3 separate regions of the Homo sapiens genome follow, and all the other regions are linked to region 3. A link is a contact called in ENCODE Hi-C or POLR2A ChIA-PET data. All regions are on one chromosome and are shown on one strand. Each heading gives the region's core, a stretch centred on a gene start or an enhancer-like site at or near the end of the contact. The rest is flanking DNA. Distances are from core to core; before and after follow the strand shown.

Region 1 (3,581 bases), core at 546-3,045, 57 kb after region 3:
TAAAGCCCCAAGTTTTACCCTAATTTTTTGATTCAGAAATTATTTTTTAGAAATATAGTAATCCTGGACTGGGCGCAGTGGCTCACTCCTGTAATCCCAGCACTTTGGGAGGCCGAGGCAGGTGGATCACGAGGTCAGGAGATTGAGACCATCCTGGCTAACACAGTGAAACCCCATCTCTACTAAAAATACAAAAAATTACCCAGGTGTGGTGGCATGCACTTGTAGTCCCAGCTACTCAGAAGGCTGAGGCAGGAGAATGGCGTGAACCCAGGAGGCAGAGCTTGCAGTGAGCCGAGATTGTGCCACTGGCCACTGCACTCCAGCCTGGGCAACAGAGCAAGATTCCATCTCAAAAAAAAAAAAAAGAAAGAAAAAAGAAATATAGTAATCCTGGAAAATTCAGAGTTTGTCACCATATAGAGATATAAAGAAAATAAGATTGGAACAAACCATTCTGCTTTATAGGTGATTGATGAAGGGCATTTTCATTATTTTGACAAAGTAGGCTTCATCATTTTGGCAGAGATGGAAATCACGTTGGGCAATGGCTGCTTAACACACTCTGAACTCTGCTATCTTCTGTTATTAACCAGAAGTCTGTTACCCAGCGCTTCAACACATATTCATGTGCTCCTAAGTCAATCAGAATTCACAGTGATGATCTCAGACACCATAATATCCAGAGGTACTTTCTGAGTCATCAAGGAGAGATTAAATTATGCTCATTCAGGGTCTCCCATCGAATGCAGTTATTACTTTCTCATTCGTTGGAAATTGGTTAACTGGATATTTGATTTACCAGTATACCTCAGTTTTTCCATTAAAGCTGAGTACAGAGATTTACTGTAAAATAATATCACTGAAAATAACGACCTCAATCCTCCATTACAAAACTCATTTCTCCCTTCCATCCTGAAGTGGTCTTAAGCTTTCCAAACAAGGCTGCCAAGTGAAATACAAAATGTCCAGTTAAATTTGACGCAGACAAACAAGACATAATTTTTCAGAATAAGTATGTCCCATGCAATATTTGAGACATATGTGTACTAAAAAATTATTCATTATTTCTCTGAATTCTAATTTCACTGGGCATCTTGTTTCTTGTTTTGTTGTTTATTTGCTAAATCTGGCAACACTATTTCCAAAGGGTTTGACCTGCACCGGGCTGACCTGTACCAGCCTGCTATGAAGGGACAGAGTTAAACGCTAGCATCTCATTCAAACCTTGAATTAATTGTTAATGTAATTTTTCTGCAAATTATTGTTAAAAGTGAGTCACATAGTTTTCAGTCAAAGGTAAATCAAGTTGCCTCTTCATTTTTTTTTTTTTAATGAGGCAGCTATATGGAAGGAATAACAGTCTCACTTTGCACCATGGATATGTTGGCTAAATGGGGACAGGGCATCACTAAGTCTATGAATACAGAAACTGTGCCCCAGCCGAGTCTGCATTAGAGAAAGGGCATTAATCTGGTGACGGTTCTGCTCTCCTTACAGTATTCAAGTTAATTATGTTTGCCTCCAAATGGTAACATCTGGTCCCCATTACCAGCTAAACATTGCCTTTCTAAAAGCTTGTTTGGAATCAGGCAGGTATGAACACCGTGGCCAAAAAATGGCACTCTATTTTTAACACTACAGTTTCATAGTCCCTTAGTAAAATTGTTTTTGTAAATCTTTTTTTAATCCCGACTGAGTATATTCTTGGTTTCCAGATCCCAGCCTGGAGCAAATACTGTGGTTAAGTTACAGGAAAGGGCAATTGAGAAAATGACAGCTGCCTTTCATTGTATTAAGTTGATTCATTCAACAAATATTTGTTGAGCAAATACTATGTATAAAACAGGGCATGAAGAGTCATATAAAACAGAAAAATATGACTTAGTTCGTGTCCTCAAAGAAGTTAAAATCTGGGGAGGCAGAAAGCAGCATTCCAAAGAACTAAATGTGCTCATCAGCATTTGAGGGCTGGATATGGTGGCTCAAGCCTGTGACCCCAGCACTTTGGGAGGCCAAAATGGTAAGATCTCTTGACCCCAGTAGTTTGAGAGCAGCCTGGGCAACATAGCGAGACCAAAAAAAAAAAAATTGCCAATCATGGTAGCATCCACATGTAGTCCTAGCTACTCAGGAGACTGAGGTGGGAGGATTGCTTGAGGCCAAGAGTTCAAGGCTGCAGTGAGCCATGATCACACCACTCCACTCCAGCCTGGGTGACAGAGTGAGACCCTGTCTCTAAAAATAAAAATTAAAAAAAAGGCCGGGGTGTAGAGGGGCCAGGCGCCGTGGCTCACACCTGTAATCCCAGCACTTTGGGAGGCCGAGGCAGGCATCACGAGGTCAGGAGATCGAGACCATCCTGGCTAACACTGTGAAACCCCTCTCTACTAAAAATACAAAAAATAAGCCGGGCGTGGTGGCAGGCGCCTGGAGTCCTAGCTACTCGGGAGGCTGAGGCAGGAGAATGGCGTGAACCCGGGAGGTGGAGCTTGCAGTGAGCCAAGATCGCCCCACTGCACTCCAGCCTGGGAGACAGAGCGAGACTCCTTCTCAAAAAAAAAAAAAAAGAAAGAAAGAAAGAAGGGAAATGCAGATAAAATGGTGTGAAGAGGCCCAGAAATGGAAAACTGTGTCCAGTTGCAGAGAACAGAAAAACTGAGTAAACGATGTGGCATTTGAAAACAGGTCAGGATTTTAAGCAGTTCAGATAATGGAAAAGGGTAACATGACAGGGAATTCCTTGTGGAGGGAACAGAAAGAAAGCTCCCAAACTCCCAGAAGTAAGGAAGTTCTTCATGCCAATTGGCACTGGTTAAAGGAGTGAATGGGGAGAGGCCTTGCAAGGACATGACATGGAAGGCCTGCATGCCTGACTGAAAATGACGTGCGTAATTTCTAGACAAGAAGGCACTGAATGTCTGAGTAAAGAAACGACATGATCTGGACCATAGAACTCATGTGGAAAGTATCTGAGTAATGAATTCTTAAGGTTCAGCTGATAATGTGGACTTAGTTTAATTGCATTAGATGTTTGCCTCTCACTTAGGGGTAGTTATATTTTTAGGCTAAATTTTTATTATATAACGCAGAATTGAGTTGCTTCAAAGAAAAATAGGTTATCATTCTTGCACATGTTCTTGATTAGGATGTACAGTTTCTAAAGGAAAATACTTGAAGTGTTGGACATTTTGTCATTAAGCCAGCGTTGAATTCATCAACAACTGATACTCTCCTTGTGCTCAGAAGCTCCTTGGGCTGCTTTAGAAGACATAAAAAGGTCTATGATGCTGTTCATTGCCTTTGAAGATCTTATAATCTAGCTGTGGGTACATGACTAACAATCTTAAAGCCTTAGAGAGCAGTGGAATGCTGAGCTCTGTGCTACTTACATCATATTTCTGAGAAGGGAGAGCTCAGAATAAAAGCTAGAGTAGCTTGAAAAGTTCTCTTCATGAGTCTTAAGCTGGGTTTTGAGCAAAGGCAATGATGAGGATGACGTCTAGACTGTATGAGAAGAGAATTGCTTAACTGAGATGTATTGTCAGTAATAGAAAATCAAATTAGGCAAATGGGATGAA
Region 2 (3,605 bases), core at 279-2,778, 33 kb before region 3:
CAAATGGTAATTCTTTAAATATTTTTAAAAACAAGCATTTGGTAAATCACATCTTTCTAAAATAATTTTTATCTAAATGGCCTAGAATATTTAGGACATTTTCAATTTTTCAAGATTATAAATAATTATAAATTATGATGGAATGAACATCTGTATGCATAAATCTTGATGTATGCTTAGGGATTTCTTTAGAAGAGATTTCTAGAAGTGTGGTTGCTGAACTAAAGAATAAAACCAGTATTAAGACTCTTGATATATACTCCAATTTGCTTTAGAAGATAATTCATGGAGGTAGGGGAGGTTGGGGAGGTTTACTTTAAAACTATATCTATGTTTTCAAAGAAATTGATTTTTTTTTATGGCACAAATTGATATTTTAAATCAGGAATTGGCACACTTTCTGAAAACGGCCAGATAGGAAATATTTTAGGCTTTGCATGCAAGACAGCCTCAATCTCAACTGTTCAGCTCGTCCGTCATACTGTGAAAGTAGCCATAGACAATAGGCAAATGAATGAGCATGGTTGTGTTCCAATAAAACTTTATTTACAAAAACAAGCAGTCAGATAGGTTTGATCTACAGGCCATAGTTTGCTGACCTCTGTCTTAATTGAGAGTCCTGTTGTTTTGTGAAAATATTTGAATTGTGACTGTCAAGAATTGGGAGGCATGCTTTGCAAAATTCCCTTTATGAAGATTTGAGCCTATGGGATCATGAATCCTAGTTATAGTCTTGGGAAGGGAGTAAATCTGCTTTTGTTGCAAAGCGATTTGGAAACTAAGCAAGGAAGCTATGAATCAGCCTGTCATTTCAACATATGCAGAGTATGGAAAAGTCCATAAAGTTAGGCTTCTGTTTGCCTCTGTCAGGCAGCTGTAGCTCTGCCCTGAGTCTTTTCTTTGTGTACTTTCTTGAGAAATTCAGTCCAACTCCCACAAAAGTAATCACAACCATGTTTGCAAGTTAATTTCACACAATATTGATTCAATCAAAGTCTCTATCACTCATTAATTCCAGCATTTCTACACAATTCCTAGGAAAACAAAGCTTGAAGCTGCAAGGAAAGAGTCATCTGAGAAATAACTTTGTTCTCATGAAACCTACCCCATTGGGAATATTTTTCCCAGATGTTAGGCATACAGTTGCTTTTCCTTAGGTGACCCTTTATTGAGCAGCTAAAAGACATCATTGACTACCTTTAACAAAAGTGTAAATAACAAAGGAAATCAACCATAATTTCTGAAATAATATGTCTTAATTAGCAGTTATCTGTCAAGGAAATTGTAAACTGACCACAGGGATAAGATATGTTTTACCATATTAAGTCGTTGCCTGGCCTGTCTTAATCTCTTGTTGCTTCTGAAGGTGCTTTGAATTCAGAATCTTTATGTCAAAATAGAGGATGAAGGAAGCTGCTTTCAGTGATTCTCAGATCTTACATAGATGCAGGAGCGTGCACACACACACACACACACACACACACACACCCTTCTGACCCGCAGAATGCAAAAGCAGCTGCCTTCGTAAACACTACATCAGAGTCCGGCAGTGGTTTAACACTCATTGTCCTGCCTCTTTTATTTAAGCCAGAGAAACAATGTCAGCTGGATGCAGACAGCTCTCTGCCATGAACAGAAGTGTTTTTGCAGGCTAGCCCAAGCAAGTCACAAAGAGTTGGGGGGAAAAATGGATTTAGCCTTTGCAAATTAATATAAACAATCACTTCCCTACATGTATGACAGCTGGAGTGAAAATTTTGGTTAGAAATATTTTTTACTGGCCTGGCACGGTGGCACGCCTGTAATCCCAGCACTTTGGGAGGCTGAGGCAGGCAGATCACGAGGTGAGGAGTTCGAGACCAGCCTGGCCAACATGGTGAAACCCCATCTCTACTAAAAATACAAAAATTAGCCGGGCGTGGTGGTATGTGCCTGTAGTCCCAGCTACTCGGGAGGCTGAGGCAGAAGAATCTCTTGAACCCAGGAGGCGGAAGTTGCAGTGAGCTGAGATCATGCCATTGCACTCCAGCCTGGGCAACACAGTGAGACTCTATCTCAAAGAAAAAAGAAAAAAAGAACAGATTTTTTTTTTTTTTTACAAAGAGATCCCAAAATTGTGTTCCCGTTATCATAGACTTTTAGTCATGGTATATGATTTTTTAAACCTATAGAATTTTACCCATGTACTGTTTGGCAGCTAACGGAGAATCTGACCTCTCTAGTTGATGGGTAGAGAAAGTGGAGTTTAGGCAGGAAGTGACTTGCCCAGTGAGTGGGTCCACAGTGAGAACTTGGTTCCCAGGATTCCCGAGACAACGATCCCCTCACTGAACACACTTGTCTTCAGCCATATTGCTTTCCCTACTTCTTACTTTTCCAGGTAATGCATAATCACGATCTGGTGTTTGGGAGTGCATGCACCCATTTTGCAGCTAGACCTTCAGGGGTTTATAACTTATGCTGTGTCATCCTTAAGGGCAGAACAGGGACCAATGGGTAGAAATTATAGCCCTAATATACCATGAAAAGGTTTCCAACATGCATCAATTATTATTTTCCTAGGATGTCCACATTATATCTTGAGCTATTTTGACTTGAAAGGTGCACAAAAATTTTTTAAATCATTTTTGTAGATTATATATGTTTGTAAAGTGCCATCCAGCACATTGGAATAGTTATTCACCTAAATATATGATAGCAGATCTTCAGCACTGAGTTACCAATGAGATCACACTAAATCATTGATTCACATTCTCCTCCCCATGTGCTATGGAGTAGTTTATTGTACTACCACAAAGTGCTCATGCCTAGGCTGGCAGAACACACCATCATGGAGCACAATGCTCTACAGCAAGTCATTCTTCAATTTCAAAGAATCGATTGGACTGTTTACATTACTTTAAGTCAATCTGGTTGCATGGATGCTTCTGCTTTTTGAATGTCATTGCTTAGACTCAAGACATATGGGTTTCTACGCTATTTCTACTCGTGTGACAGACTGCCTCGAAAAGCAGCGAGCTCCCCTTCCACCAGAAGCTTTCAAGGGGTGGCCAGATGCCATCTGTGAGGAGTGCCATGCATTTCTGTAAAGCCTCAGACCTAGACTGAATTGGATCCACAAATAAATGGGGAGGAGTCGACTGTTGAATGCCAACCATGTGGTCTTTTGTTTAGATGGGGTCATTCTCATTTCATCCCCCAGAGAACATAAGGAAAGACACAGCTTATTGCAAAGCTCTGTTTGAGTTGAATAATGTCATTGGAATGGCTGCTAGGGGACCATCATCATACACTGGGGTTCTGGTGCCCTAGTGCTAAAGAGTGGGAAGACCAGTGAGGTCATAATTGGTAATAAGTAAATAAATAGGCTTTCCTTTTTGAAAACCCTTGAAAGAGGGGTCTATGAGAAGGGTCTTATAGAACAGGACAGGGTTGACTGACAGAGAACTCACAGAAAGCAAAACTCTCCGAGGTTTCCTTTTGGTAGTATTGGTTTTCCTCCCCATTGTCTTCTTAGCTTTCTCAATTTTTTGCTGTGGTGAAATAGTCCATCTGGGGGAGGGAATTTCATTCAAAGAAAGAAAAGTCAATCAGTGAAAGAAGAC
Region 3 (4,040 bases), core at 1,362-3,861:
ATTTTGAAAAATACAGAAATGAATAAGGAACATAATGTCACTACCCAGAGATAACCAATTAATGGCTTGGCCTAGTTAGTTCCGTCTAGATTTTTTCTGCATATGAATAAGAGTTGAGAATACACTGTATATAGGGTTTTATATTCTGATTTTTCACTGATTATATCATAAGCATTTTTCCTGTTATTTAAGAAACTTTTGTTGAGTTTTTTTTGTTTTGTTTTGTTTTTAATTTTAGAGACAGAGTCTTGCCCTGTTGACCAGGCTGGAGTGCAGTAACACAATCACAGCTCACTGCAGTCTCAGACTCCTGGGCTCAAGTGATCCTCCCACCTCAGCCTCCCAAGTAGGTGGGACTACAGCCATGAGCCACCATACCTTGCTAATTAAAAAAAAAAAAAATTGTAGAGAAGGTGTTGGGGGTTCTTGCTTTGTTGCTCAGGCTCGTCTCAAACTCCTGGCCTCAGGCAATCCTTTTGCCTCAGCCTCCCAAAGCACTGGAATTACAGGTGTGAGCCTCCACGCCTGGCCTGAACATGGTTTTTTTTTTTGGTTGGTGTTGTTTTCGTTTGTTTGTTTGAGACAAAGTCTCGCTCTGTTGCCCAGGCTAGTGTGCAGTGGCGCCATCTCGGCTCACTGCAGCCTCCACCTCCCAGGTTCAAGTGATTCTCCTGCCTCAGCCTCCCGAGTAGCTGGCACTACAAGTGCATGCCACCATGCCCGGCTAATTTTTTGTATTTTTAGTAGAGACGGGGTTTTACCATGTTAGCCAGGATGGTCTCGATCTCCTGACCTCGTGATCCACCCACCTCCGCCTTCTAAAGTGCTGGGATTACAGGCATGAGCTGAACACACTTTTTAGTGGCTGAATAATATTCCATGGTATTTGACATTATTTTGGGTTGTTCGCTTAGAACAGATTTCTAAAAAATGCTTTTGTTAAATAAGAGGCTATGACTCTTTTAAGACTTTTCATACATCATGATTAGAACATTGCAAGCCAGAACTATTAGGGGACGACTCTAGTGTAAAAACACTCAGAAACATAGATGCAGACTAATTGGCTCCTCCTAGCTCCACCATTGTATATTTTTATTTCCAAATCCTGTTTCTAATACTCTGGAAGAAAAATCTGTTCTCTTTTGTGGGATACGTAAGTTAATTCTTGGACGGCAGCACAGCGATCGTTTACAGGTTGTTCAGTTTGAATAGCTATTAATGCTCGTGCAAAATAAACCAAAGAGCCACAGAAACACATTTTTGCTGGTGAAAATTGTGTTCGCCAACATCATTTCTCACTCCAGCTTATGATGTCAGGCATCATATTTCTCCATTATTAATGTACTATGCCAGTGGGGGGAGGTCCTCTTGGAAGGAGATTAAAAAGACACCACCACCTCAAATCCCCCTTCCTAATAATGTGAGAATGTCCGGAAGCCTGGGGGGTTGGTGCAGTAGCTCACAGTGTCAGACAACACCCTGTGGAGGATTAGCTTCCTTTCCATTAACCATCTCCACTGTAGAGAGTCAGGGGTCACTTGTACTCACCAGAGAAAACCTGACTTAGGCAAAGTCACTATTCATCTGTTCAGCACCACATACCTATAAAGCCTCAGAAACCGCTATTCAGTGACTGAATACATTTCTCACCTTCCCATCACTTTCCCCTTACTTGGCCATTTTCCTAAACCCATAATTCAAACTTTCCCAAAGAAAAAAAATAATCTCTAGGTAATGCTCTTAAGAATTCTTAGAAAGAAATCTTTATTCTTTGAGCACTCTTCTGGGAAACCTAACCTGTGATTACTGTTAGGACTCAAAATGTTTCACCACCTGCATCTACGTAGATAGGATGAGGAGTCTGGGGAAATAATGGAGCCAATAGGCTTTTAGCTTGAGGAGCGTGGATTCTAAAGCCAGGGACACTCATGAAAACAACCACCTGGCGGATTACACCCTAACGTTGAAACTGTGGCAAAGTACCTTTTAATTGCAAAAGGGTTTAGGCAGAGATTTATCTTTGAGTTCCTTGGCAATAAATGTTTACCCACTTTACCACTGTTACTATAGAATGGGGAAGGTTTAAGGTAGAAAATTTAAGAAAAATAATGGGAAGATGCCTAAATGAGGAGGGAGGGGTTGGTCCTTCTCTGAATATTTAAAAAATCCACAACATGTTTACATTCCGAGGGTGGTAAGTGGGGAGGGTGAGGTCTGGGGAGGGACCTTCCCCAGATGGGAGCCCCGTCTGTATGTGAGCAGAGAGAAAAAGACCCTGCATAGAACGGTGGTGCCCTTTGGACCCATTCATAGCCTCCTTGTGAACTGGAGCTTTCTTTTTCCAGAGCAGGGACCCAGACAGACAGAGGGGTCAACTCTCTGACCCCTCCTCTAGCTTTTATGAATTAAATTCCTCAGACGTAATTCCCAGCTCTCATCCAGCGGCTGGAACACAGGGAGTGAATGAGAGCCAAACAGGTGCCTTCATTCTCACCTTTGCCGGGCTGCTGTGCTGTCGTGACTGGGGATCTCGACATCCCGAGCAATGCCGTGTTTGCCACACTGGCAACAGTAACAGAGCAATCTGCAGCCGGCTTCGGGATCGAAATTTGCAAACTCAGGATCCTGGGCTTCAGGCCAATGCAGGCTGGGTGCGTTGCAGTGGTGACACGTTTAGTCTCTAGGGAGGGATGCTGGCACACCAGCTGCATTCCTGGCAGCACGCTTGCCAGTGCGAAACTTAACGAGTGGAGCTGGTATCAACTCCAGAGGGAGACTCAAGCTGCTTCCTTAACTTCTTTGGCAATACTCCCCTCTGCAACTTGTGCGCAGTACACCCTCCTGAATATTTACAGGAGCTGCTATTTGCGATACTATTTGGGGCCCTGTTGGATAGTACTTTGAAGGGAAGTGCTAAAACGATAGCAGCCTTCCAGTTTACAAATGTAACTATAGTATTCCTGAATAATTCAATTTCCTAAAATTGGCACTTAACTGTGCAATGACTTATTTCTTGCTGGGAAGGGATTCTAATCCCACCCCCCACCCCCCACTCACCACCCCACACATACTTTTAAAAATAGCTTCTACTTTTGCCAAGAGGAGCGCCTAGTATTTACTATTGGAGGATATGTGAATTAAAATACCAGCTTCTTTCCCTGTTGCAATCCACCGGCACTATATTAGCTGAGTTCTCTGCTACCTGAGAGGAACGTATCCTCAACAGAAATGCCTTAGTTTTTCAGAATGCCTCACCCACCTCTCTTATTTGTGCTTGGAAGGCAACGTGAGCTAGAATTTGGCCACTTAGTATTCAGACCATGTCAGGATTCAAGTAAAAAGCCTATATTGCAGAGCTGGATGCACCGTCGCCAGGCCAAACACAGTCAACAGTTCAAATCACAGTTAAATTATAAGAAAGCGTGGGGCGAAACATGCAAACCTGCCTTGTCAATGAAGCAGTAGAGATAAAAGGAATTACTCCATAAATGCTAGCTTGTGGGGCTTTAATGAATACAGAGATGGTGTTCTTTCCAGCTACATCCCATTGATTATAAAGGCTAGTTAGGATTTTAAACATAATGCTTTCTTCTTCCTCCTCCTCCTCCTCCTTTTCCTCCTTGCCTCCCCTCCTCCTCCTCTTTCTCCTCCTCCTCCTTCACTTTTGTCTTCTTTTAACATGCAAAGCATTTCCCAAAGTATGGAGAAATGAACAATACCTCTGTGTATTTCCACAGTTTTGCAAAGGGACGGTGGTGTTAGCAGGCCAAGTATCTACTACTGGAAGCATCATATGTAGCAGAGGAAATGCAGTTAATACAATAATTCACATATGTTAATGCTTAGTTCCATCAATGTCAGCTTTATTTTCTTCTTGATATACACAAAGCTGGCACACAGTTTTAACTGATGAGGTAATGTCATTTTTAATTTAGAGAGCCTTAAGCTGTCCACTTTTACTAGTGATAGCATCGTTGCAGTTGTCTCCTGAGACTTTATGTAAACATAAGTCATGCGTCCCGGGCAGTTTGAGAAGAGAT

Evidence for each region. Hi-C counts contacts between places; a loop is a spot of excess contacts on that map. ChIA-PET counts read pairs that join two places held with the same protein, here RNA polymerase II (POLR2A). Pooled maps may share reads with other maps.
Region 1: a map of PC-9 shows a loop between it and region 3 (7-fold over the local background). The contact joins two enhancer-like sites. A Hi-C loop is called at or near these places in 12 of 168 maps with a recorded cell type or tissue (A673, CD8-positive, alpha-beta T cell, Caco-2 and 8 more) and 12 of 50 pooled maps. POLR2A ChIA-PET finds 5 or more read pairs at or near these places in 6 of 52 experiments (AG04449, BJ, HEK293 and 3 more).
Region 2: a loop to region 3 is called in a map of PC-3, with 3 times the contacts of the local background. The contact joins two enhancer-like sites. A Hi-C loop is called at or near these places in 9 of 168 maps with a recorded cell type or tissue (A673, MCF 10A, PC-3 and 6 more) and 3 of 50 pooled maps. POLR2A ChIA-PET finds 5 or more read pairs at or near these places in 8 of 52 experiments (A549, A673, AG04450 and 5 more).

The regions. Positions count from the first base shown.
Region 1 is chr10:33,215,130-33,218,710 of GRCh38, reverse strand. All of the region lies in intron 8 of NRP1 (neuropilin 1), which reads left to right. Among named protein-coding and RNA genes, the nearest start is that of IATPR, 100 kb to the right of the region's middle. Within about 2 kb of position 1,795, at least 6 of the 41 ENCODE cell types and tissues checked have a DNase peak (open chromatin) inside an H3K27ac peak, as active enhancers do; they include PC-3, PC-9 and ascending aorta, where a contact is called at or near this core.
Region 2 is chr10:33,304,239-33,307,843 of GRCh38, reverse strand. The region is part of intron 2 of NRP1 (neuropilin 1); the gene reads left to right. Among named protein-coding and RNA genes, the nearest start is that of NRP1, 29 kb to the left of the region's middle. Within about 2 kb of position 1,528, at least 3 of the 41 ENCODE cell types and tissues checked have a DNase peak (open chromatin) inside an H3K27ac peak, as active enhancers do; they include PC-3, where a contact is called at or near this core.
Region 3 is chr10:33,272,107-33,276,146 of GRCh38, reverse strand. The region is part of intron 2 of NRP1 (neuropilin 1); the gene reads left to right. Among named protein-coding and RNA genes, the nearest start is that of NRP1, 61 kb to the left of the region's middle. Within about 2 kb of position 2,611, at least 26 of the 41 ENCODE cell types and tissues checked have a DNase peak (open chromatin) inside an H3K27ac peak, as active enhancers do; they include PC-3, PC-9 and ascending aorta, where a contact is called at or near this core.